Regions from separate parts of the Mus musculus genome. Here all the other regions are linked to region 7. Evidence: chromatin loops called from intact Hi-C (ENCODE). Cell type or tissue: gastrocnemius. All regions are shown on one strand. Region 1 overlaps Gm34301 (a long non-coding RNA gene). Region 2 has its middle 63 kb from the start of Gm46687. Region 3 has its middle 49 kb from the start of Gm26314. Region 4 overlaps Bcor (BCL6 interacting corepressor). Region 5 has its middle 97 kb from the start of Gm34187. Region 6 has its middle 5.1 kb from the start of Gm46687. Region 7 has its middle 100 kb from the start of Gm14635.

Evidence for each region. A loop is a pair of places that touch in the nucleus more often than their neighbours do. Peaks named below come from ENCODE experiments on the same cell type or tissue, not always from the same donor. Only the 100,000 strongest peaks of a DNase experiment are listed, where the experiment ranks them.
Region 1: a loop joins it to region 7, with 4 times the contacts of the local background. A loop is called at or near these places in 9 of 42 quality-filtered maps.
Region 2: it touches region 7 in a loop (5-fold over the local background); 14 of 42 quality-filtered maps call a loop at or near these places.
Region 3: it touches region 7 in a loop (2.3-fold over the local background); 3 of 42 quality-filtered maps call a loop at or near these places.
Region 4: it touches region 7 in a loop (5-fold over the local background); 11 of 42 quality-filtered maps call a loop at or near these places.
Region 5: a loop joins it to region 7, with 5 times the contacts of the local background. A loop is called at or near these places in 12 of 42 quality-filtered maps.
Region 6: it touches region 7 in a loop (2.4-fold over the local background); 13 of 42 quality-filtered maps call a loop at or near these places.

The regions. Positions count from the first base shown.
Region 1 is chrX:12,002,425-12,006,424 of GRCm38, reverse strand. It overlaps Gm34301 (a long non-coding RNA gene), which reads right to left. Exons shown (of 4, transcript XR_003953093.1): 1 at 3,879-4,000; 2 at 3,573-3,700; 3 at 3,014-3,341; 4 at 1,689-2,241. Among named protein-coding and RNA genes, the nearest start is that of Gm34301, 2.3 kb to the right of the region's middle. In gastrocnemius, no CTCF peak of the experiment used is centred here; DNase peaks (open chromatin) are centred at 360, 787, 2,212 and 3,062; H3K4me3 peaks cover 1,320 bases; H3K27ac peaks cover 3,181 bases.
Region 2 is chrX:12,153,827-12,157,826 of GRCm38, reverse strand. It overlaps a transcript of Bcor not described here. Among named protein-coding and RNA genes, the nearest start is that of Gm46687, 63 kb to the right of the region's middle. In gastrocnemius, CTCF peaks have their summits at 94 and 1,786; DNase peaks (open chromatin) are centred at 82, 1,726 and 2,836; H3K4me3 peaks cover 1,449 bases; H3K27ac peaks cover 1,559 bases.
Region 3 is chrX:11,799,915-11,803,914 of GRCm38, reverse strand. No RefSeq gene overlaps it. Among named protein-coding and RNA genes, the nearest start is that of Gm26314, 49 kb to the left of the region's middle. In gastrocnemius, a CTCF peak has its summit at 2,495 (motif pointing left); DNase peaks (open chromatin) are centred at 1,145, 2,110, 2,521, 3,175 and 1 more place.
Region 4 is chrX:12,075,209-12,079,208 of GRCm38, reverse strand. The region is part of intron 1 of Bcor (BCL6 interacting corepressor); the gene reads left to right. Among named protein-coding and RNA genes, the nearest start is that of Bcor, 3.3 kb to the left of the region's middle. In gastrocnemius, no CTCF peak of the experiment used is centred here; DNase peaks (open chromatin) are centred at 471, 1,939 and 2,206; H3K4me3 peaks cover 2,727 bases; H3K27ac peaks cover 2,639 bases.
Region 5 is chrX:11,628,573-11,632,572 of GRCm38, reverse strand. No RefSeq gene overlaps it. Among named protein-coding and RNA genes, the nearest start is that of Gm34187, 97 kb to the right of the region's middle. In gastrocnemius, a CTCF peak has its summit at 2,457 (motif pointing left); DNase peaks (open chromatin) are centred at 327, 804 and 2,502.
Region 6 is chrX:12,085,405-12,089,404 of GRCm38, reverse strand. It overlaps a transcript of Bcor not described here. Among named protein-coding and RNA genes, the nearest start is that of Gm46687, 5.1 kb to the left of the region's middle. In gastrocnemius, a CTCF peak has its summit at 1,851; DNase peaks (open chromatin) are centred at 974, 1,849, 2,079, 2,298 and 2 more places; H3K4me3 peaks cover 2,766 bases; H3K27ac peaks cover 2,752 bases.
Region 7 is chrX:12,250,242-12,254,241 of GRCm38, reverse strand. No RefSeq gene overlaps it. Among named protein-coding and RNA genes, the nearest start is that of Gm14635, 100 kb to the left of the region's middle. In gastrocnemius, a CTCF peak has its summit at 1,650; DNase peaks (open chromatin) are centred at 1,668, 2,218 and 3,675; H3K4me3 peaks cover 1,168 bases; H3K27ac peaks cover 1,260 bases.

The sequences.
Region 1 (4,000 bases), 250 kb after region 7:
GGAACGGGGACAGCATCCTTGCTTTCCAAGGAGAGGCTCCGGGAGCACCCACTCCAAGGCTTCCTGGCACTCTGGGACTTCCCCCTGTCGGGAGCGGAAGCTGTGGAATCCCGCACAGCGCTGCCTGGCCTGCCCGGGCGTGCGTGCCAAGTGGGCCAGCTCAGTCTCCTTTACACTAACCACACAGGGCCCAGGCCCTGGCCTCCTCTCTCTGTGGCATCAAGCGCCCTGCTTAAGCACGCTGAGAGGGAATTTAAGCCTGGGCAGCAACAGAAGAAGGTTCCCTTCTCCTTTGGGTGCAGAGTAGGGGGAGGACTAGAAGCCACCCCACTTTCCAGACCCCCTGCTGAGCCCTCTTGGTGGGCAGGTGGGGATCGAAGGCGCCCAGGCTCCGCAAGCTAGCGAAGTCTGGTTTCCTTTACGTTTTACAAGCTATAAATAAACTTCCCCTTGGGCGGATGAGCGCTGCGTCCAAGGGCGGCTTCCCGCCGAATCCGGCGGGCGGTTTACGATCTGGGCCAGGAGCTGGTCTTACGGCGGCCTGAGCCTAGGGTGGGGCGATGGCTCAGGGAAAGCTCAGAGGTCGTCCAGGAGTGGTCGAGTGACCCTCCTCTTCCCTGCGGGGCTGAGGCGCCTCAGCTCTGAGGGCTGGGGGTGGAGCCAGTTGATTTATGAGCCGTCACCCCACCCCGCCCCTCCCGTTTCACTTGTTTTCCTCATCTTCTCTAGCTCAAGCCCTGTTCCCAAAGCCTCACCCCGCAACCCTGCCCAGTGAGGGTTTGGCAACACCGGGCGGCTAGAGCACTGGCCGAGGGGCCCCGGGCGAGGAAGGGGGTGCAAGGGTGTGGGTGAAGCCTTTGGTGTTTTTTCATCCCTCCCACCCCACTCCCGTACCTCCTCCCAGAGCAGGCTAGCCAGCCTAGCCGGACAAAGCTGGGTGGCCAAAAAGCCTGAGAGGCTGAGATAAAGGGCTGGCCTCTAGGGGTGGGAAAATCCCAAGCGTTTGGGGTAGATCCCTGACTTTCTCAAGGTCACCGGGCGGGGGACTGGAACCATTGGCTCATACCAGAGCAGAAGCCATTGCATCAATCAGTTAACACCTTGCAAAGGTCTCCATCTCGCCGCCTCTTTAAGGGTGTTCAGTTTCCCAAGGAAGTACATAAAAGACAGGGCAAGGAAGGCACCGTGGGTCCCAAGACTGCTTTTCGTCATCGAGGGTTTGCTCTGCTTTGATGCTCACACTCACACTGTCTAGGTGGGAGGCCTGGCCTCCAACACACACGTGAGGACGATGTCTGTATGTGGGCCTAGATAGGAAGTGAAGAGTTGGAGGTGACTCAGGTAGTTGGCTACCTTCTTTCCATCTGAGATTTAGGAGAGGTGAGTTGGGAAAGCTCAAGAGAAGGCCCTCCTTAGCCTGGAACAACATCGTCCCTTTGCCCTCTGTTTGTTTAGCGCTTCCACTTAGCCTCCGCAGCTGGTGGCAGAGGGATTCCTGGCAGCATTAATCTCAGGACAGGATCCTAACCTTGATCCCTGGGGACACCCTCTCCCTCTCCATTCTCTGAGCCAAAAGTCACAGCGTACTAGTGCCCTACCACCATCACCTAACCGGACCAGGGGGAAGTTGGGGGGGTCTATAAAAGGGGACCTTTGGCAAGGTCTCCATTGTTCCTCGGGGGCTGGGAAGCTGACTCACTCTGAGCACAGAGCGATGCAGAGTGTTTTCTCGGCAGCCTTTCCCCGAGTGCTTTATTTAGACAGGCTTTATTTACAGTACACATGTTTTCGGCTCGTTATTCTGGAGGCGGGAATGGAAACTGGGCAGAGCTGTTTTCCCCCGTGAGCGGCGCCTTTAGAAGGGGTTGAGGATCCGGAGCCTTGAAGGATCCCGCTCTCGTTGGGCTCTCGTAGTCCTCAGTGAGATCCTATTTAAGAAAACTGAATGGAGCAGAAAAGGGTGCTGGGAGACCCACAGCGGGCCAACCCTCCCACAGTACTCTCTTACACCTGCATGACAGCAGGAGGGGAGGGCAGTGAGATATCTTGGTGACAAGAGTTCAGAGTGGGCCATAGAAGGTCACAGGACCAACAATCCGTTTAGTGTGAAAAATCTGAAGCCAGTCTGTTCCTGGAGCTTCTTCGTTTGCTTTGGACCTCCGGAGTTCCCTGGCCTTCATCCCCTTTGGTTCTGTTAGTAGTCTTGTGGCTGCTCCAGCTGGAGGGCCTCTGGTTGCCAGCCTGCAGTCAAGACAGATTTTTGGCAGCCTCTCAGTAAGTAGGGTGGTCCAGTTAGGGACTGCAGGAAATTGTTTGAGCTAGATTAAATATTTTACAAAACCTTTTTTTTTTGGGGGGTGGGGGCTATGGTTGACTTCAAGTTGGCAATGTTAAACCAAACAAAAGTTAAAGCGGTCTCTCTTCTGACTTTTAAGGTACGGTTCAGAGAAACGGAGGGAGTAGTGCTCTTTAGAGGAAACAAATTTAATGGCTTTTCCTCTTATTTTTCTCTACATCCTTCTCCCTGCTGTTAACAGAGTTTACTACTCTCAGGCATTGGGTGGTAGAAAGACTGCCCCCCCCCCGTCCCTTTTTGAGGGGAGCTGCAGCTGATTTGGTATCAGGTGGTTACTGAGTCCTAAGCCTAAAGCTGTTAGCTTCTGATTACTGCTTAAAGTTAACTGCAGCCTATCAGGGGTGAGTTGGCCCTAGAAACTGCAGGGACACTTTAAAGCTTGTCATTGCAGATGCCAGAGGCCTCTTTCCAGATCTTTCCCTAGGAAATGAAGGGCCTAAATTCTTGTTGCATTTCTAGCCTCCCTCCCCCCTCCCTCCTTGAGTCTCTGGCTGGAAAGTCTGAACTGCTTTTGAGGTTTGCAGTGTTTCCCTCCATCAAGCCTGCACCCCTTGGGCTTGGGTATGGCCCCCCCCAAACCCATATTTAGGCTGCCGTAGTGTGGGAGCTCTGCAGGGCAAAGCCCAACTGTGGCCACTCGAAAGGAGGAGGCCTGACCTTTGCAGGGAGAAGGCGGATTCACAGCCTGACACTCTGCAGGGAGACCGAGAGCTGCAAAGGAGCCGCAGGCATTGCCGTGGCCCCAGCAGCTCGAAGAAAGCTTGTGAAAGGAAACCAGCTCAGGGAGGCAGGAGGCCAGGAAGCTTCCGTGCTGTGAGTGTGCCCCTTTGAGACTGCACAGGCCACTGGGAGGAAGAGAAACTGCTTGGCTGGGAGGCAAAGTCAGAGTTGCAGTGGCAGACAATTGCTGGAGGAAGGTCCAGTGAAGATGAGTACCTGGAGATGGGTCATCAGATCGGGAGGAGACCTCTAACTGTCAGAAGTCCTGTGTATGAAGACCAGTTGGGTTTTAAACATTCATATTTGAGGTAACATTGTCTACCGAAGGTGGGGTTCTTTCCATAGAAAATAGCAAGCTCTTTGCTGCTGAATCCAAAGGGAACCCCCACATACCCCCATACTCCCATATACACATAGATTTAGTTGGGGCTAGGGGCTTCTGAAAATTGCTACACAGGCTGGTCAGGTTTAGAGGAGAAAGACTCCAAGGGCCTACCCATTCACAGGAGACAAGATGGTGTCCCTTTGGGGCTGGAGTGGCGAAGGTACAGTGAGCCGTTGTGCTGAGTCGGAACCCCTCGCTTCTCCAGCCCGGTTACTTCTACACATGTCCAATTTTGGTGTCTGAATAAAAAAAAAAAGTAGCACAGAAACAAAACCATATGACAAGACTGGCTGCAAACCTTAAAGAATTGAGGGGGGAGGGGAGGGGTGGCCTGGAAGGGGGAGGGGAAATTATTCGAGACTGGGGGGTAGAGGGAAGCAGTTTTGACTATTTTCTAAATCCCACCCACCCACCCACCCATGCTGCTGATGCAGTTCCAATTCCTTCAGTAGATGCCTCAGCCCCGGTGCTCGGTGCTTGAGGGAGTGTGGAATAACAATCTGCAGAGGAGACTCTGCCACAAGAGGCAACTCAAAGTG
Region 2 (4,000 bases), 96 kb after region 7:
GGAGGAGGCCACAGAACTATGCTGCTGCCAAGGCCGCCGCCCTCGGACTCTCACTTGCGCACCACGCGGCCTCCGAGGAGGGGAGATGTGAACTCTCCGGGTGGCGCTCGAGAACTGGAATTCTGCTTTGAGTCTGAGGAATTTGTTTCAGAGGCAGATCAGTCACAGCTTGGAGGGGGCGGGGGTAGATAGAGACTGTACAGGGCAAGCTCCAGAGGTGACCCAGGCTCTAAGGAGCGAACCGTAGAAGCGTCTGTGTTCTTTGTCTTTCGCGGGGCTGGCAGCCTGGCATTCACAGCTCAGATAAGGATCTACTAAGAGCCACAGCCCATCGCCAGCACATTTAAGTGATTAGTCTACCGCCGGTAGCCACTTAGGAGAAATGTCTTGTCTTTGAGAAAGAAAAAAAAAAAGCGGCCTCATGTTATGAGTTGTATTGGACCCTTCAGACCCTTCTTTGCTGCCTGCACACATCTCCCTACCGTGCCAGACAGTAAGGAGAGCCTTTCCTAGATAGGAATCTGACCAATCCTGTTCACATGAACATTATTTATATTTGGGTGTCAGTAAAATGTAGTCCACTAATGGCAGAGGACTTTCCTTTCACCCAGCCTCACCAAGAACGAGGTAGCTTGGAATCGCGTCTTGAAAAATCACCTTGAACAAAGGTGGGCTAGGAGAGTATTTCTGAAAGACCCCTGCTGTGTCCTTCAAGACCGCGGGGAGAGTGTAAAGATGCGGTGTCTGATCCCTGCCTGGAACTTGACAGTAATCCAAACGAAATGAATGCCAGCAGAGAGCCCAGTCCCCAGGCTTGGCTAGCTCTTCCTTACAGTTCTAGCACTCGGGAAACTGAAGCAGAGGATTGCCTTAAAGCCCAGGCCCACCTGGGATCCAGCGTGAGACTGTAAGGGCTGGGGGAAGCTACTCTTTCACACCACCAAGTCAGGCCTTTAAGGTTAAGGAGTCAAGAGATAGTTTGAGGCCATTTTTGCTTTAACTATCTTGTGGACAAAAACAGTGAACGTACTCTCCACTTTGCCCAAACATGCCTCCCGAGAGACCTGGGGTAACTTTAACTTCGGGGGAGAGTGCCCCCCCCCCCTTTACCCATAGGAAGGGAATACAATAATACCCTAGCAAGCATATGTGGCACTGGCGTGGTCTACACACAGGAAGCCTATTCTCCTCTGACCAACTCTATTATGAGGTGGACACTAAGACTGCTTTCCTTGCCTTAATTGTGTCGCCCCTGGGGTCCAGAACTGTTAAGCAGCTTGCCCAAAGCCCTAAGAGGGCCGTGTGGCCTCTCCCACGCTGTAGCCTGTGTGATTTAAGGGTTTTCCCCCCCTAAGGGAAAAAACCTCCCTCCCAACCCTCCCAAAATTTTGTGGCTTAAGATGCCCAACATCTTTGGCTGCCCCCCCCCCCCCGCCGGCGCAAGGAAAACTCCAGACTTAGGTAACAGAATCTACTGTGACTCGTGACTCTGCAGCACAGAAAGGGCCAAGGGAGACAGTGCAAAGGCCCCTAGCCCACCTAGCCGCATAGCATCCGGCAGTCACGTCCGCCGGAGGTGACTAGGGCCTGGGGGTAGCCGATTGCTCAGGAACTCCTTATCGCCTATCTTCAGTGGTCCTGTGAGGCTTAGGTAAACGGCCACCCGCGGTGGTGACTGGTTCGTGCAGGTCCCCCGTCTCCAGGCGCGCCCCTAGGCTCCTCCGGTGGGTCTGGCTAGATGCCCAGTGGCGCCTCCAGAAGCTCCGGTCTTCTCTCCACTTGAGGCGCCAGCCCTGAGCTAAGCTCCCCTGCTTGGAGCTGGAGAGCCCAGTTGGGACGGCTGGATCCGGTTGTTTGCCCTCAATCCAGCCCGATTACCACCAGCTCCCTATTCCCCCGAGCGCGCGCACAAACACGCTTTCCAAGCGCGCTCCAGGCCTCCACTTTCCCTTCCTCTTCCTGGCTCGCTCTGGTGCTTCGAAAGCTCGCGGCGATTGTTTGCTTCGAAGAGTCCAGGTGGGGAAGGCTGTGCCCCTCCCCCCCCCCCCCAGCCCGCATAAGTGCACACGCTGTTAAAGCCTGGGGCGCACAGCCAGGCCTATGGACTCCCTTGTCCCCCGAGAAGTGGCAGCTGCTAGAGAGGATCGATTCTACCCGTGCTTCCGAGAGACACAGGAGTAAAAATAGGAGACCTTAGCCTGTGTCTGAATTTGGGGACGGGAGAGTAAATCCTATCTCCCAAGAGGACTAGTAGGTTTGCACCGCACAGCTTATGTGGACCACAGTGTGACATCCCTACGTGTTCTGGAGAGGCTGAGCGGCCTAGGCGCACTTGGGGGCTTAGTGGTTTGGGGACCCTGGGAGAGACTGTCAGAGGGGGGGCGGAGCAGGAGTCCTCACTCCTCAAGGCAGAACACCTTTTTTGGAACCTTGAAACCCAGGGGAGCCGCTGCCATCTTCCAGTCGCGAGTCGCTCCTGAATGTTTCTTTAAGGCTCCTTCCCGGGTCGCGGCTCTCTCGCTTTCCACAGGCTAGAAAGATAAAGTCAGGGCCGGGGGTTGGGGTGGGGGACTGGCTCACACAACTGTGCTCTCGACTTTGCCTACCAAGTTCACTGTGGTCCCAGAGTGTACCCCTCCTCCCCAGGCCACACCTCGATGGGGGCCTGTCCTGTTTCCTTCCTCGTTGGTTCAAATCTCGAGTTTCATGGAGAGAGGGCACATTATATTGCCAAAGTCACTAAGTGTCCCCCCCCCCCCAAAGTCCCATAAGGATAACCTAAACACAGGATTCCCACACCCCGGGCTGATCCTTCCTCGCCTCCTGGGATTAACTGGACTCACAGGTCCATAAAACACTTCCGGCGGGGCCAGAGGGTCTGTCTGCAGAAACACTTTAAAATAGCCCTCCGTGGCCGGGAGTCGGAATTGACACAGACAATTCCTGTTTTTTTTTTTTTTTAGGCTATGAAGGGAAATCGTCTGAAGCGGGGGGGGGGGGGGGGTAGGGTAGGCAGCTTCCAGAAAACAAACCAAACCAAAACAAAAACGATGCACCATTTTAACCAAATGACACTGATTCAGGGTAGCATGGGTATTCAACGGGAGCAGACAGGTTGCACCTGGCTTCTGACCACACTTCAATGATGAACACAAACACTTTGAAACTTGGGGGCTAGTAGAGGCAGCCTCCCCCTCTGTGAGAGTTAACACTACCTCTGCCCTCCTTAAGTAGATTGAAGAGGCTGGAAGTATTAAAGTGCTTTGCAAAGGCAGCTTGGCCCGTCCATTTCGCTGTGGTCAGGGTCTCTCCCACACATGGAAGGCACCAGAGCTTTGTTAATTAAGAAGTAGAACTAAGACCACCCCCCCCCCATCCCTGCAAGGCTATGGAAGATACAGTCAAGCCCAAAGCACGTTCAGACCAGGAATCCCCACCCCTTTCTTTTACATCACTTCGAATTAAGTTTCTGAAGAATGGGCGAATCTTTGGAATGCTCTAAGAAAAATTCACCATTAAAATTCGAGGTTAATGAGAACGAAAATAGTCCTTTAAAATGGATTAAACCACATTTTAAGACAAGAACCGGAAGAATATAAATTCAAAGTAGCTTCTTGGCCTTGTCCCCCTAATGTAGGTCTGGAGAGCAGATGCTGGTAGATAGCCCACCCACCACACACACACACACACACACACACACACACACACATACACACACACAATCTGGGACCGGGAAGTAGGACTTGACAGATTTGAACAGCAAGGTGATGTAGGTCTGCTGGGCGAAGACCAGGAAGCTAGGCAACGACTTGGCTTAAAATGAATATGAAAAGAAAGACTTAGGCCTGCTGGTGTTTCCTGGAGGCCTAGAACTACTCAGAATGGGGAGGTGAGGGGTGCTCTGTAATCTTCCCTGAAGGATTCAAGCAATCCTACTGGCCTGGGGTGGTGGCCAGGTGCAAAAGGGATAAAGGCCTAGGCAGAGCTTTAACCCAACCTC
Region 3 (4,000 bases), 450 kb after region 7:
CGCCCCCCACCCCCGTTTCTGCCCTAGGGGTACCTACAAAGACTCCGTGGTGTCTGTACACAAACTTGAAGCCTTTATCCCCTCGGAGAGTCCAGCAGGGTTGCCTCCTGCCAGGAGGGTCTGTGCACTAGAGTCTACAAGTTCTAGGGTGGGTGTGGGGAGGAATCTGCCCACATTGCAACCGGCATCCACCCCCTACCCATACCCAGCCAGTTGCTCCCAAAGGAGGATGCAGGAGAAGGAAGGAGCCAGACCTTCTGAAGGTGGGAGTCACAATGCAAGCTCCAATGTGTCACTGCCCAGGGCCCTGGAGACCAAAGACTTGCTCTTCATTCCCCTGCAGCCCATCCCTTCCCGCTCCGCCTTCTCACACTTCCCGCCAGCTGCAAGCAGCTTCTGGTATCTTCTCCCTGGTCTCAAAGCTGGGGGTTGGGGGCAGCTTTGCTTGAGCTGTGCCCCAAGCCTAAAACCCTCTTATCAGACGCCTACTCTCCCCATTTCGCTTTCAGCTTTAAGCTCCAGGAAGTATGGGCAACCCCCACGGTAAACAAAGGCAAACGCTTTCTTTATCTGCAGCCTTTACTATGCTAATGTTCGTTGGGAATCTTCCGGAGTTGGGTGAGGAGGCCCCCAGCTTTCCATAAGTGCTGGGCCACAAAAGGCCTATGCCTACTTTGCTGTCTATTAACCCAGTGTTGGGGGCGGCGGGGGACTGGGGGAATGCTCCTGGGAATAACAGCCCCTTATGACCCCACTTCCACTTCTGGAACCGGTTTGGGATTTAGCCCTGGGAAGAAACCAATCCTGTTCCTTGTTTATAGTTGGCTGCGAAGATCCAAGTGTGGGAGCCTAAAACTAATACAGGTTTTGTGCTTTTATTTTATTTATTTATTTGTTTATTTTAAAGAAAAGTAGTTTGAAGGTACAAATTACTTCCAGAAGGGGATCGTGCAAGGTCCAGACCCTGAAGTTATTAGTATTCAGGTGAAACCTTCACCTGTGCACAGACATCATCATGGGCTCATGGAAAGCTGGGAACAGGCATGTGCAGAGCGACTGGTTAGCTGGGCTTGGACAGTCTCCTCAAACACTTCCATACAGCATTGCCAGGCCACATGGCCTGCCTGCTTCTGGGCTCACAGCCAGTCTGTGGTTTGCTCTGCCACCCCAGGCCAGGCCTCATACAAGTGAGTGGTCCCAGGCGTGTCCTCTTGGAGCCTAGTGATTGAGGGCAGAACCAAGCTGGCTGGGCAAATCTGTTCCACTTTCCCTCATCCCAGTTATGTTTCTGTACCCTGTTCTGAGTGGAGTAGGTTGATCCTTAATTGGATCCCAGGGCCGGGGCCATTGGCTTCCTGTGGGGTTTGGCCAATGGGAGGCACCATCCGACCAGTAGGAGGAGTTAGATATTGGAGCTTTTGTTTCCCCATCTGGGCAGCAAGTTTGCCAGTGGCTATGTCTCCCTGCCCACCCCAACGCTCACTTAGAGTTCTCTCTCAAGGTGGGCCAGCTGCTCTGGTCTCTAGATGTTTCCTATTTATCCCACGGTGCTTCCTCTCAGCCTTGTGTTTCCTTATCTGTGCCCCCACCCCCACACACACCTCTGACTCTCTTGTTATGTGCCATCCATTCCAGATGCCTCCTCCTCCTGCCAGCCATCTCTCCAATCACAGATGAGAGTCTACCTTGAGTTTCTATTGGTTCATTTGATTGTGCACATGTAAAGGTTGAGGGGTGGGGGATATGTTTTCTATCTTCTTTTGGCTTGGACTTCCTCTTGCTCCGGCTTGCCATGTCACTGGGCATTACTGGGTCGTCTCTGTGGATTCCCCTTTTTCTGAATATTCAGAGAGGTTATGGGAGAAACAGACCTTTCTCAACTTCCTGAGTTTGGGAGTAGACAAGGAGACACTATAATTTCTCAGAATCTGATAGACCTCTTCATGGCATATGAAGTCAGCCACATAAATTATGGAACTTAAATAACGGTCCCAGTGATGGGATGGTAAATGCTGAACAACGGGCTCCCTGCCCCCACCCAAGCCTTGATTTGTAGCATCTGCTGATCGCCGTGGTGTAAATATTCCCACCACAGCTAGCCTGGAGCTTCCCACATGATGCGCTGACAGTGAGCTGCGGGGGGAGGGGCCGGGAGGCACGAAGAGGCTACTCAGCATTGCAGAGTACTTCCACACAGACTAGACTACAGGGACTCCGTGGCGAAAAGACTTGTAGGCTGTGGCAAGGTAGGAAGATGTGAATGTGCAGAATTTGCTTCGAATACGATTTACCCCATTTCAAGTTTTCATTATTTGTATTTAATTTATTTTAAGTTATATTAATGGTGTGTTCAACAACTGACTTGCAAGTTTTCAGAAAATTTAGTGATTGGCTCTTCTAAATCAGCATCCTAAGGCTCCAGCACATGTGGATGGGTTGTATTGGCTGGATGGTCATGGAAAGTTTTCGTCAAGGTAGAAAACAAAGGCAAGGCAAAGCTGGCATTTCAGTTGCGCCACCTTGTGGCACCACCAAACAGCACCATATCCCCCCTCAAGACCGCCCCCCCAATCCTCACTCCCCAACTTTGGTCATGCCATGACCATTTGGGAAGACTAAACATCTTGGTTTGCCTGGAACAAACCCTACTTTAGCTCATTACACTGGATTAACTCTGAGTAGCACCCACTTCATAGTCTCAGAAGTGCCCTTGTTTGATCAATAAAGATGCAGTCAGTCATCCAATCTGTACCTAGTAGATTGCAACTTGTTTGAAGGTCAGGACTAGGTTCTATGTTTTTGCATCCCCAAGCCAAGGAGGCTTTTAACTTATGTTTGTCAAAAGACCGGCAAAAGTGAAGGCTATGGAATAAGTTTTCCTGCCTTGTTGGTTATGCTGATAATCGCTAGGGTTTGGAAATGCAGGGATTTTAGAATAACCTGATTGGCCCTGTTATCCCTAACCCATCGTCCTTGTCCTCTCGCATGAAAAGCCAGGCTGAGAGACGTCAGAGCCTCGTCTCCCAGGGAGCGTGCGGCAGCCAGAGGGTGTTGGTCTGGCCATCTGGTACAGGAACAGTTGAGCCGTGTGGGAGCCCAGCTGGCACGGGAATCCTTGGCTGTCCCCGGCAAACAGCATGGGGAGGAGAGCCGTGGGATCAATAGTAATTTCCTTCAGAAGAACGGCGATGTAGTGTGGTTGGCAATGGCATTGGGCTTTCCCTGGCACGGAGGGCTCTAAATGCAGTTGCTTCTCGTAGCTAAGAAATGGACATGCAGCAGTACGATGGGCAGAGAAGGGAACAAGGGTGGGACTTTCCTGGCCTGAGCCCAGGAGAGATTGCCAGGTTGGCTGTAGAAACCAGCTTTTCTTGTGCTTGCCTGTCATTGGTATAGCCCTGTAGACACTTTGAGGCACTGACAGAGAGGAAATCGTGGAAGCTGCAACATTCCCACGGGCCTGCTGGAACATTCCCACCAGCTTGCTGGCACCTCCCAGGCAGCATCCATCCACTCAGCTGTTGAAGGGAAGCATCAGTGTGTTCTGGGAACAGGCTGGGGCTGAGGTGGGAAAGAGGGATCTATGTCTTCTACTCCTCACTACCCAGATAGGAAGGAGCTAGCCCATGTTTCTGAAACGGGGTCATCTCCCCATACAGAAGTAGTGTTGAGCCCATGGTGCTCATTTCTCACTACCAGTCTCAAAAGGATGGGTCCGTCTCCGGTTGCCTCTGGAAAGATGAGCAGGAGTCTTGCTGGACAGGGTGTGGATGCAAGGTGGGGGAAGAGTGCTCTACTTCCCACTTGGAATTGCCCTTAGCTGATGGCAGTTGGATTGATTGCCTTGACCGCCTAACTTCTGGAAAGCAATTCATTCTGCGACTGGTCTATATGGGGGCATGGAAGCACTTGTCATAGTACTTCAATTCTTGACATCTCTGCATCTCCAGACCATTCCGTTGGCTCAGCTGAAGCCTCTGTGAACAACTGCACTGTAGTT
Region 4 (4,000 bases), 180 kb after region 7:
GGGGAGTCCCGGGTTTTTCCTTGGCTTGCCCCAAAGCGTGAATCACGTGGAATAACGGGGGCGGGGGGGGGGGCCTACTAGGAAACAGCGGAGAGCCGGAGATTCGGAATGGGCCAGTCCGGCGACCCGTCAGGTCAGATGCATTGTTTTGTAAATGTTCTTTTAAGATTCTAATTCGACCCCCCCCACCTCCATCCCTTCCCTTCGGGAGGCGTCCCAAGGCAGGTTTTAAGTTCGGAGCCTCCTGGAGCCCTTGTAGACTGCTTGTTTAGGGACGGCGTGGGGGAGCGAGCAGAGCCCTCGGCTCTCCGCTTGGCTGTACGGAGCCTGGTGGGAAGCCCCGATGGGCGTGTGAAAGTCTGCGGCCCCGGGAAGTTGGTCCCACTCGGAGGGAGGGCGACGCGGAGGCTCCAGGCGAAGAGGAACTCGCGCACCGGGCGCGATCCTCGGCTGAGGCGGGGAGGGCGAGGCGGCACAGGGCCAGCGCTTGAAGCAGGCGGGAGGCTGCGCTACGGAGCCGCCACAAACTCGGGGGCTGCGGGCTGCGGCGAAGAGAGCCTGCTATTTTCGAAGAGAGCCTCCGAGCGCCCTGAACGGAGTAGGGCGGCTCGTGGCACGTGTAGTCCCGGCGGACTTCTGGCTGCCCGGCGGCTCAATGGAACACGTACCCACGTCCCGAAGACGACCGAACCTGTCCCCTTGTAGGCCGAGGCCGAGCCAGGCTTAATTTGCTGTTAATGAATCTTTTCCAGAAAGTCTGCGACCTCCAGCTAGACTCTGAATACCCGCGCGCGAAGACGCGCGCCGCCGGCGTCTAAAGGGTGGGGGTTGGGGGAATAGAAAAGCGAAGAAGGAACTGGAGGAGGGTTATGTTTATTTAAAAACAAACCTTAAAAAGAAACCAGCGCGCCTCAAATAGGTATTCGTCCTGCCTGGTTGCGTCTAGACTAGACAGACCGGGGTTTTAACTGTAACCCCCTCCCTGCGCACCCTTATTGAGAGAATGCTAGGGATGAGTACTGCTATTTGGTTCTAAGGTTAGTTCCTTGGACGGAAAAAAAATACTTTAAAATGGACCGGGAGGAAAAAAAATGAGGAAATAGCCCACCCCAGAAGGTGGTGGGTGGTGAGCAGACAGACTTGGGTATTTCTAGCCATCTGACACTTCTGTGGCATTGGAAACGGACACCACCACCGGGAGAGACCGACCTGTACACGGTACTGGATTTTGCTAACAGAATTGCTTGTGTGGAAGGTATTTCAATTGTCGACCTCAGAGACACCTATATGTGGACTCTTGGGGGGAATACTCTCTTCTCGACCTTTCCCACTCCATCCCCGACTAGTTACCTGGTCTGGGTTGCAGTGTCGCCTCTGGTGTTTATTTGGGATTGAATTGTGTCGTGTAGACCTACGCGGAGCCGGGATGATTAATATGCCGTCCAGGTTTAATCTGAGGCTGGCCTTTAGTGTGCGGAGTACACCACCACGTACGCGAATTGCCTGCGGTGGTTAGGGGATCACGCGGGTTTCGGTCACCAGGCGCTGGGCGGGTAGGTCTGGACTGGGGCTCGATCGGCCCCAGCTCTCTCCTTTGAGGCGCTGTCACCAGTAGGTGACTGAGAGTTAATTAGGAAGTGTTCTCTGGATCAATGGGCCGCACAGCTCATTAGCGATTCTTTCCAGCCCTTTGCAGGGCCGGCCTGGCCTCCGCCTCCCACACAGCCCGGGCCCCCGCGGTCCCTGCTGCGGAGAGTGCCGCTGGGAAGTGGGGAGGGGTGGTCAGTGAGGGACAGCGGGCAGGCCAGAACAACTTCGCAGGGCCGTGTGTTGCGTGCGCCGCCGCGAGGTCCCCACAGCCCGCTCTTTCTTCCTGCTCGCGGCCGCCTCCACTGTGTCTTTAACTCGCTCTAGCTCGCTTTGCTGCCTGGCTGCTCCTCCCCGCCTCCCTCGCCTATCTCTTGTTCTCTAAGCACGACGCCTGTGCTCCCCGCCCAGTTTGGGATTAGACAAGATAAAAATAGGACTGCCCAGCGCGCAGAGCTGTGACAGTGCCCGGGTAGCCGGGCTGATGCGAGCGCAAGGGGTAGGGTCTGGGGAAGACTAGCAGGGTGCTCGGGTCGGCCAGATTCTTATTGGACCCTCACCTCCTACCCCGCAGGCGCCGTCACGCTCGCTGGACTCCTTCCGCTGTGAACCGTGCGGGCCAGGGGGACCTGAGCAGGGTCTCCGCGCTCTCGCGGGTGTTGTTGGTGTGCGGGTGATAGATCGGTCTAGACAGGCATGCAGACTCCCTCCCGGCTGAAGGACGGGGGGTGGGGGGCAGTGGAGTCGGCAGCCGACTCCGGAGAGCTGTGAGCTAGCAAGCTAAAGCTAGCCTGCCGACCCAGCAAGCCGGGCTTGCTTGCCGGGTGGAAGGCAGATTGAGGGGGTGTCTCTTAACCCTTTAAGTGCGGTAAATAGTTTAATGGGGGGAGGGACAATGAGTCTTGTAAAAGTGACTTATTAGAGTGGTCTGCGGGGTGGGGGCCTGGGTTCTAGACCCACTCGTGTTTTCCTTTCTCTTCTGTGTGCATCCGCCCATTCTTTCACAAATCGAATGCAGCTGCTCGACAGAGTACTAGCTTGACCTAGTACTCCTGATTCTGGGAACTTTGACCTCAAAATGGGCACCCTCGCCTAAGAATCTGAGTTTCTGAGCAGACTATATAGACCTCTCTGTTTCCAATGGGGACCTGAAGCATGTAGGGGGATACTCAAAGTGAGAGAAGGTCTCTCTGACCCAGACGCCTCCAGATTAAAGCCCCCCCCCCCAGCCTGAGATGCCAGGCCAGCAAATACAGCATGTATGTATTGGTGGCAGAACACAGCATTCCTTGAGTTGTCCATAAATACTTAACCACGAACTTGTGAATAGTTATAATCAGACATGTGGGAGAGACAATCCAAATTGGAGATGGTCTGGACACTTAAAAAAAAATTCTATCATTCGTGTATCGATGACCTAAAATTTACTGCAGCTCACCATAAGTTAGTCTAGTTCTATTCGGGGCTGGATATTGATAGGTAGGTTCCCCTATATAGAATTAACTTATTCCCTCCCTCCTTTCCCCCTTAAAAATGTGTGGCCTAAGGTTCCTCTGTTTACATTTAAACTGCAAAGCCATGCTGGTCAGGCCAGGAAATGAACTTCATTATATGGCTAGCCAAAGAACCTAAGCAGTAGAAAGGGAATCTCAGATTAAGATGTATCTCTGAATGACAAGTGCTGGGACAAATCTAGAGACTTTGGTCCCAATGTCCTAGTAGAAGAGATGCCCAGGAGATAAAGAACTGGACAAGAGCAGAGTAAACACGGGTATGTAAATGTAGACCATGTATAGTGGTATTCTAAAAGAAAAACTGTAGATGTCATGAAACTGGAAAGTGGGGCAGAGTTTCCATGTGTTGCAAAGACAAAACCCATTTAAAGAAGTAAAGAGGGTCACTTGGGAAAGCACAAAAGGCACGCATATGCATACATACCCTGTGCTTAGATACAGGGGCCTAATTACCAAGACCTCCCCTTTGCCTTGAGATGGACTTTTCACTAGTGAGACTGATTGAAAGTAAGAGGGGAGCCAGGGCGTGGTGGCGCACGCCTTTAATCCCAGCACTCAGGAGGCAGAGGCAGGCGGATTTCTGAGTTCGAGGCCAGCCTGGTCTACAAAGTGAGCTCCAGGACAGCCAGGGCTATACAGAGGAACCCTGTCTCCAAAAACCAAAACCAAACCAAACCAAAAACAAAACAAAAAAAGAAAGTAAGACGGGGCAACTCTATTGACACATTCTCGGGGAGATAATGTGTTTGGGCAGTAGAAAATGGCAAAGCAGCCTTCCAAATAGGTGGCTGGCCCTCGGTTAGGATCACTTCTAGTTAGTTCTTGCCCTGCTGGCTAGGTAGCAGGAATCCAAAGAGGCTGGGAGTTCTTGACCTTGGAGAGGTGAGGGAAAAGGCAGC
Region 5 (4,000 bases), 620 kb after region 7:
GACCCTAGGCAGGCTAACTTAACTTCATTGAGGCTCAGCTTCTTCCCTTGTAAATTGTAGAGGCGATCTACCTGAGAGGCTGGTGGGTGGCTTAAGTGAGGACACATACTGACAGTGTGAGAACTGTGCTGTCCCCAACGTTCTAGTTTAATGAGACGTTACCACAATATCTTGCCCACATGCTGTAGAAGTCTGAGCTCAGCTGTCAGTTACCCGGAGACACACAGGTCTAGAGTCCGGGTTTTGAGCTCTTGGGCTTAGCTCCTCCACCCACGGGCTCCTCTCTGCCTGAAAGCAGATGGTCGGGGAGACAGACAAAGCCAGACAGGAGAAGCAGCAACTTGCTCTTGAACCAGCTGACAACCCCCCCTCTCTCCTCCCAGCCTCACCCTAGGCCGGGAGCGCGTGCTGGGAAGAGGATTAAATCAATGGCAATTCACATCTCTCCAGAAACCGGCTCCCTGATCCGAACTAATAAGCAAATCATTAGTGAATTAGGGCTGGGGAGGGCTCAGCGCAGCGTTCCTTCTCCTCTGGCTGAACGTACAGCGACAGGCGTCAAAACCCCAACCACTTTCCTAGGCGACCTTGAGATGATCACACCACAGAGGCTATTTTTGTGCTAAAACAACAACCGCGAGACCCCCTTCCCAACTCAGCCAGATCCCAGAACCTCCGGAGCTACGACAGGCAAGCTGGACCTTTCTTCCTCCTACTGCAGCTAACCACAGCCAATGGCACGAAACCTTGCCTTCCTTACCGTGCTGTAAACCCTGAGTATGTTTGCAACAGTGAGGACAACCAGAAGCCAAACTGCCTTCCCCTCCCCCAGCCCTGGGCACAAACTTGGCCCCCTTGCTTATTTCCTGGTGAAAGCCCATTATCTCTCATTTACATCTAAACTAGCTTTTCATACTATTTTAAAGGCCGCTCCTCCCCTTCTGTAATCTCCCTGTGCATGAATTAAAAGTTGATTCTTGAAACGCACAAATCTTGGGGGCAGTTTCTTTTTCCTCCTTATTTGCATACGCTGTTTTGGACTAACCCTTTTATTTCCTCCCAATTATGATTTCTGGTGTGTTTTCCAGAGCTTTACAACATGGCATCTGATTATACACAAAGCTTCAGAATAAAGCCCTGTTTTTCCCTTCATTAACGACACAAAGGATGGCTGTATGATCCACACAGCACTTTGTGATTTAATACAGCTTACGCTCTAAATCGCACCCGGCTTGGGCAAAGCAGATTTGGGAGTGAATCAACGCATTTTCTTGCTGCCAGGAGCTCCCTTGCAGATTCCAGCAAATTCTTTCACCACACGGAATTAGCATTTGATTAAGCTCTGCAGACACGTTCAAACTTTTACCACTGAGTCCTGGCAGGGTTGTAGTAATCTGCCGAGAAGGAGAGGCATCTAGAACAGCCACGACTACCTGACCTGTCCCCAACAGATTGAGGGAGAGGGTACCTGAAAGTGAGCAGAGGGTGTGTGTGTGTGTGTGTGTGTGTGTGTGTGTGTGTCTGACAGTGAGGGGCGTTGGATGTCTACTTGAGTTAGGACCTTTCTTTCCTACACTTAACCCTGGACAAGCTTTCTCACTTAGCGTGCTTTCTAACGGAGCACTGCAATGATAGTTATGACTTAGGACTCAGGAGGCATATGACCTTCAACTAGAACCTGCCTGGTCTCAGGTTCAGGGAAATGGGACTCAGCATCCCTGTCGAGTCCCAAGGTCCTTTGGCTGGAGTTGCTTCCAGGACGGCTTCCAGCTAAGCTTCCCAGAAGCCTGAGTGGAAAATCTCGTCCATTTCCATTATGCAAATACAAGAAGCGGAAGTTTATCAAACTGGGGCTTTGTACCTCGAAAGTGGGTGTGCCAGCATGGGGGGCTATAAAGGCTTTATTGCCACAAGTTTGGGGTGATTGCTTCCCTCGCAAATGCCGGGAGCAGGATTGAATTATGCAGGTCTTCCAAACAGGTGGCAATAAAAACTTTACAGTCTCCCACACCATCACATATTTTGTTTATGCCTCTTAGGTGTCTTATTTTGTTAGAGGCTTTTTCTTCCTTTTTTTTTTTAACTCTTCTGTTACTATGGAAACAGAAATAGGTGGAGGTGTTTCTGGCTACCTGTTTTGGTAGATGGAACGCAAGTGAACTATCACTGGGCACTCTGATAGATGGAATAACTGACGTCTGGGGAGGGTAGGAACTAATTAGTTCTGGAATATCATAGCTCTTGAATTCTTTCTTTGGGGAAGAGAGGGAGTGAAGGGGAACATGTCCATTTCACAGATGGTAAAACAGAGGGACAAAACAGGTCTTTTTTGCAGTCAGCAAGCCAGAAGAAAACAGCAAAAGGGCCAAGAAACTTAGTGTCTGGTTTTCTAGGGCTGCAAAGCCAAAATTAGTGATGCCCTTTTGGTAACCTGAGGTCAGACTGCAGTGACATCTGCTGGCAGAGACAGAAGTGGCCCTAGCAGGATTTTCCGTTGCTGGCAACTGCCAGGCCAGGAGCTTGTGGGTCTGTCTGGTTCCCAGTGTTGGCTCCTAGGTGACTTCCTTGGCTGGGAAAGAGAGTTGCACAGCCCTCCCCTTGTCCTGACTGAGTTAAGAGAAGCAGAGTGAGATGGTGAGTCATGGATGTTGTGAGGACTTGGGTCCAGATCCCAGATACCCTTCCCTATTCTAGAAGGTACAAGTCACTGGCCGGTGGGAGGAAATATCCAAGATAGGTTTGTTGGTTCTTGTTGCTAACCAGAGAGTTCTCTCGCTTGGGGGTCCTGGGTCTCTTTTTGGAGAGGTTCCAACTCTTATTTTTTACAGGAAAACTAGGATGAAGAAGGCAGTTAAAGGCAGTTCCAAGGAATTCGAATGATGCCCAGAGACATTGTCAGCAACTGCAGAGAAGAGGAGCCCCTGAAGGGAGAACATGTCCCTTGGGGACACTCATGTACACGATGGCATCCTCACTAGAATGAGGAAGTTGGTGGGGGAGCTCACTGATATTAAGGAAGATCTTAGTTCATAACCTCCCTGTAAACTTGACAAATACCCAGTCCTACCCTGAGTCTTGGCTTCCCCATTTAAGAGAGCCTGATTTTATTACTGTCCTAGCTCTGTGCCTTGGAGACATGTGATAATCATCTACATCTGTAGACTATGACACCCAACAAAGGGCTGTCAGACATTCCTGTTTACCTGGGATGTCCTATGTCAGTGACATCCTTGCCTGTTTTGGATAACTGGTTAGGCCTAGGAAGCTCTGTCTAACCATGTTAACCTATGGCAATGGTTCTCCAACACTGTGTAGACCTGGGCTGGTTCGGCAGCAGCTTGTTACCCTGTAAATGACAACCTAACACAGAAATCAAGAAAAGACATTTTAGAACTTCAATGTGTCAGAGCCATTCTATGTCCTATTGACTCCAAAGGCCATTAAAACTTAGGGTTTAAAAATATGGAATCCCCCGTCCTATAGTTGTTCATTTTTTGTTGTTTTTGTTGTTGTATTTCACAAGAGATTTGTCTGTGAAAGTTTCGGGGAGGGGAGTAACCTAACAAGAAATAACAGGTCCTTCACCACAAATCATTTGAGAAGCACTCTCTTGTGGGGTCCTTTGGCTAGCTTCCTATAGCTTCCTATAGTGAGCTGTCCCTGCCTCTGGGACATCACTTGGGCAGCTAGGCACAGCTAGCTATTTTCTCACCAAATGAAGTTGTGAATGACCGTCTCTGTCAGAAAGGCCTGTTCCATGCTGCTGGCCAGGCTGGCCATAGTTTAATGGGGGATATTCATCCAGCTGTTGGTGCTCTCTTAGCCTCACTGGGACACACCTGCCTCCCAAGGTGGCTCCTGAGACCTCTGTTCTCTCCATCTTCCCAGGCTTTGAAAGCTGGGTGAGAAATCCAAAAGGCCCCCTCCCAGCTCTCTTTTGGTTCTGCCCTAAGTGGACCTGAGTGAATGGAAGGAGCTATTGAACAAGCAAATGAGCTTT
Region 6 (4,000 bases), 160 kb after region 7:
CCTTTGAGTCCATGCTTCCCTCTTGTTGCCCCGTACTCTATAAAGAAGGCCTACAGTAAATGAGTAAGGTTCCAGCCAGCCTTTTGAAAAGGAGAATCACACGCTAAACACTTTACTTCGATCCTTTCCTTTATTCACTGACTGAGAAACAGGGCCCCGAAGGACCAGACGAAAGCCAAGTCAAGTCAACGCACCAAGGATCAAGGTCATTGAGTGCCAAAAGTCTGGGGTCACAGACAAGAACCCTGGTCTCTTCGAAGGCCCGTGGTCACAGTCCCTGTGTCCCAGGCCTTCTTCCTGGAGCGCTGGGGCCTCTCAGGAGAGAAGCGTCGGCGGGGCGGCTTGTCTGTGAGTGGAGGTGGGGGTTGGAAGGCGGTGGCGGGGAACCCAGCAAGAGAAGTTTCCACCACGCTCTGCTCTGTTGCTGCCAAAATCCCCTGGCCCCTCCCCGCCCGCACTGCCTTCCGTTGCCACCACAAGTTTGGTTTAACGAGAGAGCTCGGGACAAAAGCAAACCTTTTCTATAGACCCTGAAAACAAAGGGGAAAGAGACGCGCGAGGCCGCAGAGAAGCGGCTGCTAGCGTAATGGTGCCAGGCCGAAAGCAGAGCATTAGAACTGCAAAAGCCGCGCGGGCGGGAGGAAGTGCGAGGCAGGAGGCGGGAGCGCCGGGAGGGCGGGCGGGGGAGGGGCGCTGCGCCATGTTTCCGTGTCACCCGCCGAGTCGCCGGCGCTGGGCTCGGCCGCCGGCTCCCGCCTGCCTCCGTAACGGCAGAAAGCGTGCGATTAGCAGCCAGACAGGCGGGGACTCCGGGCCCACGGGGCCGCCGCACACGCCGCCCGCGGTCCCGGCCCGCGCTCCCCTCCCCCTCCCGCCGGGTAATCCTCCTCCTCGCTGCAGCGCTGTGTGCACTCTCATTAGAGCAGGGTGGCTTTTCTCTGCGCACTCGCTCGGCTCCCGCTGGCAAAACAACGCCTTCCCCGGCCGGGCCCTGGGCCAGGGGAGTCGGGGAGGGCCGGACGGGGGCGGGGTGAGGCTGGGACAGCCTCGCAGGTTAGCTCCGCCGCCGGTTCGAAAAGATGGGGAGGACCCTTTGGCCCTCCCCCACGCGCAGTGCCAAAGCCGAAGGTCCATACCAGACTCTCTGCCCCTCGGGAGAGGGGGGAGATGCTGGTGCCATCCTGACCTACTGCCGTCCGCGGCACGAGGCCAGAATGCGTGGGGCAGATGAGGGTGTCTGGGTTGAAGAGCGGGAGTGGACACTGGGGAAGGTTCCCACAACTGGTTTTTGACCCGTGTGGCTTGCTAACGACCTCTTAAGGCCAGAAGCTGGATTTCAGGTGTTGTTGCCCTAAGACCCTCAGGGAGATCAGTGCCCTTTCTGGCTTTGGGGTTGACCGCCCAAAATGAGTAGGAAATGGGTGGGGGGAGACTCCAGTGCTCCGGAGCGCCCCATTTCTGTTCCGCGATCTCTGTACACAACAGTAGACAGCTTCTCCCCGGCACCTCGCGCCCAGCTGCAGGGCTCGGGAGCAGGTGTTCCTGCCTGGCCCAAGTGGCGGCTCAGCGCCCCTCCTGTCCCAGCTGCGGGGCCCAGAGAGGAGGGAGGGGAAAGGCGTGTTGGTGGCGGTAACTGGGAGGGGGGGGACGTCTCGCCGGACCTTGCCTAAAATGGGTCCATTCCGGGGTGCGGACAATCGCCTGGAGCCTGGAGGAATCTAGGAGGACAGACGGCCAGCTCCCGTCTAGGACTGCCCTAGGGGCCAGCACTGGCCGTTCGGGGCGGCGGGAGGGCTTCCGGTCCCCGTGACTGCGGCGGCGGGGCGGCGGGGAAGTTCCCGTCGCGGCCGCGAGGAGCACCCTCCCCTGGCTGCCGCCGCCGCGCAGCTCTCGGAGCAGCGCCCTAGGAACCCCGGGGCATCGGGCGACGTCGCCCTCGCCTTGTGAAGGGATGGGGGCTTCAGGGTGTTCCTCGATCCCCGCCCCGCCCCAGGGACCTGAACGCGGGATCGGGGACCCTGCGGGATCGGCCGCGCGCCTCCCAGCCCCTCCTCGCCGCTGCCATGGCGGGCACGTGAAACGCAGCTCGGCGCCGGGAGCCCGCCGGGGAGCGGCCTGGCCCGCCCGCTCCTCTTCGCAGCGGGTCCAGGGACGCGGAACCAAGTCGGGCCGGGTCCCGCCGAGCTCTCCGCGGCCCCGCACCCCATCCCTGCCCGAACCGGGCCTTGAGGTCACGCCAGACGACTCGTCCAAGGGGAACTCGGGCTGACTAATGGGACGCTTGTGGGCCTCCGGAGAGGCCGGGCTGGCAGCAGTGCCCGCTCGCTCTGCGCTGACGCTGCGACCAGGCTCTTCGGGGAAGGGCGAGAGGAGGGGTTTCCCCGACCGGTGGTTTCGGCTCCCTGGGGACAATCCGGCTGCGGATGGCTCTGGGCTTTGGGTCCTGTAGCCTGATCCCGGGCCCGCAGACTGGAGGTGCTTACGGGAAGAAGGTGCCTCAGAGCTCTGAGCCTGTTGTGGGGTCTCCTTTGCTTGCTATCTTGGGCCAGCAGCTTTATTGGGGGGGACGGGGGGCGGGGAGTTGCAGGTCACCTTGAGGGCGTGGGCTTAGATACCAAAACCTTCAACAAATAGAAAGTCTTCCGGAAATCCCTCAGTGAGGAGAAAACAATTGATAAAACTCAGGGAGAGTCCAGTTTAGTTGGGAGTTCTCAGGGTCTGGGCCCTCCCCGCCCCCCACTCCCGATTACAGGGTCTTGTGAAAATCAACAGAGTTTTTTTTATTTTTTCCAACGAACAGCCACCTCATTGTTGACATAGTTATTATATGGCCCTCCCAAATATAGCTACCTGTTTGTTTTAGTTTCAGCACATCCTCTCGATGGTGAGACAGAAATATAGACCAGTAATAAAAGATAAACATGTGTCAGATGCAGAATAAGTCCTCATCGCGCATCCCTGGTTTTGAGTTTAATTACACTAGAAATCCAGTCCTCCCACGAGAAGGCCTGAAACCCTGCAGTAGAGGTGCGACTTTTCCTGGAGAGCCTCGCCTTTGGAGAGGGGTTGCTGGTGGAAGGCAGTTAGGTTTTAAATGTCACTTCCAAATGAAAACGCTTTCCGTCAGCTTTTTTCTTTTTTTGATGCAGTTTTCGAAAGGAGCATTTTTTCGAGATAAGAAGTGACCGATCAAAATCGCTGAGGGGAGGTTGTAAGCAGCCGCTTTGCCCCAGCTTAGCCTTATCTTATCTTTCACACTTGCATGGCGGAAAAAAATTGGCTTATCTTTATCCCCACCCCATTCTCGCCTTAATTGCTAAAAAACACTGGTGTGTTAAACGGGCAGGAAGGAGGTCTCTGGATTGTCAGCAGAACAGGAAGATTCAAAAAACTGTGGGCTCCTGGGGAAAGAAGAGGGTGACAGAGTGTATTTTCCCCCCCCCTTGGCCTTTCTTGTACAGTGTGGAGGGTCCTGTCCCAGCTGGAAGGCACCATGATCAGATTTTTTTTTTCTTTTTAAAAAGAATTAAAACCAGTATGGCTTTGGCTTGGGCATCTTCCCGGAGCCTCTTTTTTTTCTCGACACCCTGTTTACCAACCTCTCTCCTTCATCCCCTCCCCCTCCAAACAACAACAACAACAACAACAAAAAAGGTCAGTGGGTCTCTGATTGAGACTCCCTACCTTCATCCTCTCTCTTCTGTGTTGAGGGGTGGGGGTGCCGGGTTGGGACGTGCAGCTTGCTGGAAATCATTAAAATATATGCGGGTGTCTGCAAACACACACTTTTAAATCATGGCGTTCCCTCTCCATGCTGGTATATTTAAACTCCAGAGCGAGCTGGATCCCCTTCCTTTCAGTCGTTTGTCTGTGTCACCGACAGGCCGCTAATGGCTGGGCTTCCAGGCGCTGTGCATTATGCATTAACCTCCTCCTACCGCGGCCCCACACAGAAGGTTCTGTCAGGCCTCACGACGCAAACCACTCTACATCCCCGCAA
Region 7 (4,000 bases):
GTAATTAAGGTGTATAGTAACCTTCTGGCATCAGTCTAGATTCCAGCTCCTGAACGTTTCCCTTTTTTTTTTTTTTTTTTTTTTTGGTTTTTCGAGACAGGGTTTCTCTGTGTAGCCCTGGCTGTCCTGGAACTCACTCTGTAGACCAGGCTGGCCTCGAACTCATAAATCTGCCTGCCTCTGCCTCCCGAGTGCTGGGATTAAAGGCGTGTGACACCATGGCCCGGCTCCATTTCCCTTCTTAATTCTAAAAATTGCATTTATGGGAGCTGGAGAGATGGCTGTCTGCTCTTCCAGAGGACCCAGGGTTCAAGTCACAACACCCACATGGCAGCTTACAACTATCTGTAATTCCATTCCCAAGGGATGGAACACCCTCTGGTCACCTCATACGCAGGCAAAACACCCATGCATATAATGTAAATGACATATAAATGTTATATGTATGTTTGTGCTCACGTGCCCCGGCAGTCAGGAGATAACCTGTGGAAGATGATTTTCCCCCTCCACCATGGGAGTCCCGTGCGTGGAAAGAACTCAGGTCCTCAGACTCGGTGGTGGCAAGCATCTTTCCTCTTTCTTTCTTTCTTTCTTTCTTTCTTTCTCTCTCTCTCTCTCTCTCTCTTCTTGACAGCTGCTGGAGCATCCACTAAGTTGGGGTACTGACATGTCGCCTTAGATTAATGAAAACCCAGCCTCCCCTAGGTTTGTAATCACAAAAGCCTTTTCAGAGGTCCTGGATCTCAGGGCCCTGATTATCAGAGGGATCCTGGAACCACACTGTGGGCACTACTGACCTAGATAACCAGGACACACAGCCTTCCCTCCAAGAATCTAGCTCTAGATCCTCCCCCACTTCTATTTTCCTGTTTGAGATCTTTGTTATTTGTTTAATGATTGGATTGTGACTGATGCCACCCAGGAGGCATTGTCCCCAGTTAGAAGGCATGATGAACAAGTCCCCAATCTTGCCTGTGTGGTCTCCAAGATATTAAACAAAAGGGGGAGGGTGCCCACCTTGAAGATCTATGGTGAAAGCTGAGCTCTCTTTGGGGTGAGGAGGCTGGAGGACCTTGTTCTATCAAGGAGAGATTCTGGTGTTCCTGTCAAGTCTGTGAGGAATATTCGGGGATTTCCCCCTCTCTGTCCCTTTCCTGCACCACCAACCACCTCTCTCCCCACCCCTCCTGTGTCACCTCCACACTGCCCTCCACCCCCACCCCCACTCCCCGTGGAAAGTTTACACTGTTTTCAGCCAGGAGAATTGTCCCTGACTAGTTCGTCAGAGAAACGCACGCAGCTGTAGCAAAGACTAAAAATAGTCTCCTCCGTGACCAGTGTCTTCCCACGTCCTTTTCTCCACGCTTGCCTCCTTCTCAGTCCCCACCTTCAGCGGAGGCAGGAAGGTCCTGGGAGGGTGTGAGCCCGCTGGGACCTGCCAGACTCCCTAGTCTCCCCTCCCAAGCAGCACGAGTGTCCGATTCTATTTTGCAGTGACCTCCGCCTTGCCACGCCCAATTCCAGAGAACCCGTATCTCCTCAGCGGGTGGAAGGCTAGCCCGCTTGGGCTGCAGATTTTTCCGGCACTTTAAAGGTTAAACGGGAAGCCTGGGGTGGGAGGAAGAGCCGTCCGGTGCTATGCGCGCAGGCTCCAGGCGGTGTCCCCAGCGTCGCTCTTTCTCCTTGAGGCCAAAGATGGAATCCGAATGCGAAGGTTCGTCTTTCCAGTTAGCTGTGTTGAGCCACCCAGCCAGCAGCGGCTCAGCTCGCCAGAGCCAAAGCGTTGTCTCGCTTGCCTTCCGGGAGGTGGCTTTTTTTTTTTTTTTTTTTTTTCTCAAGCGCGACCTGGGAGTTCGATGTGTGGCCAGGACCTGCCTGGCCTCTCTTTGCCCTGGTATCCTGGGACATGCGCCTGACAAGACCCGCCACCTCCTGCATTTCAGGGGTAGCTTGTGGTGTCCAGTGACCTTTGCCACTGTGTACTGCTGCAGTTTCGAAACAGCAAAAAAAAAAAAAAAAAAAAAAAAAAAAAAAGGAACTTTGCCAAACCACACAAAACTTCAAACCGCACCAGCTCCAACTGGGCACGCCCGGAGAAAGCTGCCTTTATCTGCCCCCTCTCTCCTCCTCTGGTCTCACAGTTGACTGGGGCTGGTGAAAGCCACTGGAACACTTTATCCCTCCCACTCATCTTCCAGCCCCGCGAAGATCCTGGATTGTTCTGGAAGCCAAGCCCAATCCGGCTTCCACCCAGCTGGGGGATCTGAGAGCCACCTGCCAGGCCCGTCACTTCACAATGAGTTTCCATTGTGTGGAAGAAAGCTGGGTGGATTCGAGCCAGCCGAGAGGGAGAAGAGTTGAAAGGTTTGGGTCCAAGAGAGTAGTGAAGGGGAGAGTTGAAAGATTTGAGCCTTGAGGGGAAGGAGCAATCTGTCCAGAGCTTGGTGGGGCTCGAAGACTCCACACAGCTCTGTTTTTCTCTGACCCTAAAGACTTTCTGCTCCTCCCTCAGTGGCTAGCAGAGCCCCCAGAGCCCCTGGGCTGAGACTGCGGCTCCAAACCTACCATTGGGTTTTGAAATCCACCACACACACACACACACACACACACACACACACACACAACCCCCGGGTAATTCCGGGACAAAATTGCCTTTCTTTCCAGGTTTTTCTCTGGAAACTTTGGTTTAGTTCCCTTAAGACCAGAGTCTCAAGTAGCCCAGCCTAGCCTCAAATATGGCTACTATTCAGATTACAGGCAAAATACCACAGGCTAGCTTCTCTGAAAACTCTTAAATGCCCATCCCACAGCAGTGAGCATGTTCGTCATTCCCCAGAGAAAGAGATCTGTCTTCAGGTCGATCTTCAAACTTGCTGGCAGAGGGACAGAAGAGAAGGCTTCACAAATATAACCAATTAATAGGGAGGTAGTAATCCTAGTGTCCATGGTGGGCACGGGGCTGGGAGTGGCCTTTGGCAGCTGACTTTCTCTCTTCCCAGGTGTTTGTGGCACCTCTGTGGTGCCAGTCATCACTCTGCAAAGAGGTGGGATTCTCGCTCCCAAACAAGCAAACACCAGTTCAGCCTTGAGGACGCAGATGACCCACAGGAATAATCGGAAGTCTCTCAGGCTGCTTTCTGCCCCAGTAACTCTATGTAAAACTAGGACTAGGAGCTGGTAAAATGTGAGGTGGCTTCCACTCACAGCTAGTCCTGGGTGCAAACGGACATACCCTTTCTTGGAAACTGCCAGCAGTCTGCAAGGGCCTTATAAACAGTGTACTAGGCAGCGCCCACTAGCCCACAGCATTCCATCAACACCCGGCCCACAAGCGTGGAGTGTCATCAACTCCCGCAGCTAGAATCCAATTGCAGGGAACAGAGAATGTTTCCAGCTATTTTAAGCAAGAATAGGAAATTACTCCAGGAAATTAGGTGCTCACAAAATTCCTGGAAGGCCCGAGAGGAACAGTCTCTGAACTCACAAGACACTACCATTGAATTGGTCCCCAAGATTGCCGCCCTCTCTGCCACTAGCAGGAAAGTGAGAAGCAGGGGAGTTGGGGGGTGGGGTGGGGGCGGGAGCTGCACTGATTGCAGATTGCAGCTGAGATCTAATGATTAGGATCCCATGCCACCACGGCCTTTCTCAAGAGCCACAAGAGCCTGTGCCTCTACCCACAAGAATCAGCGGCTGAGCAATTGCCAAAATATTGTCACACATAACCCCACATACCCTCCCCCTACCCCCAACCACACAGTGTGTCCAGCGACTGCAGCCAGAGCCGAAGACAGTCTGCTTCATGCCTTCCTTCCAAACCTCACACAAATGTATCTAATTGTCAAAATTGAATTCTCATCCGCAGCCCCAGCTGCAAAGGTGTCTGGGAGATGTAGTTTTTAGATTTCCATCCTTCGGAGTAAGAAGGCTTCATAGCACAGGGTTAGAAAGGAGGTGGAGGACCTGATACCACACCTCCATTTTACAGCTAAGGAAGCTG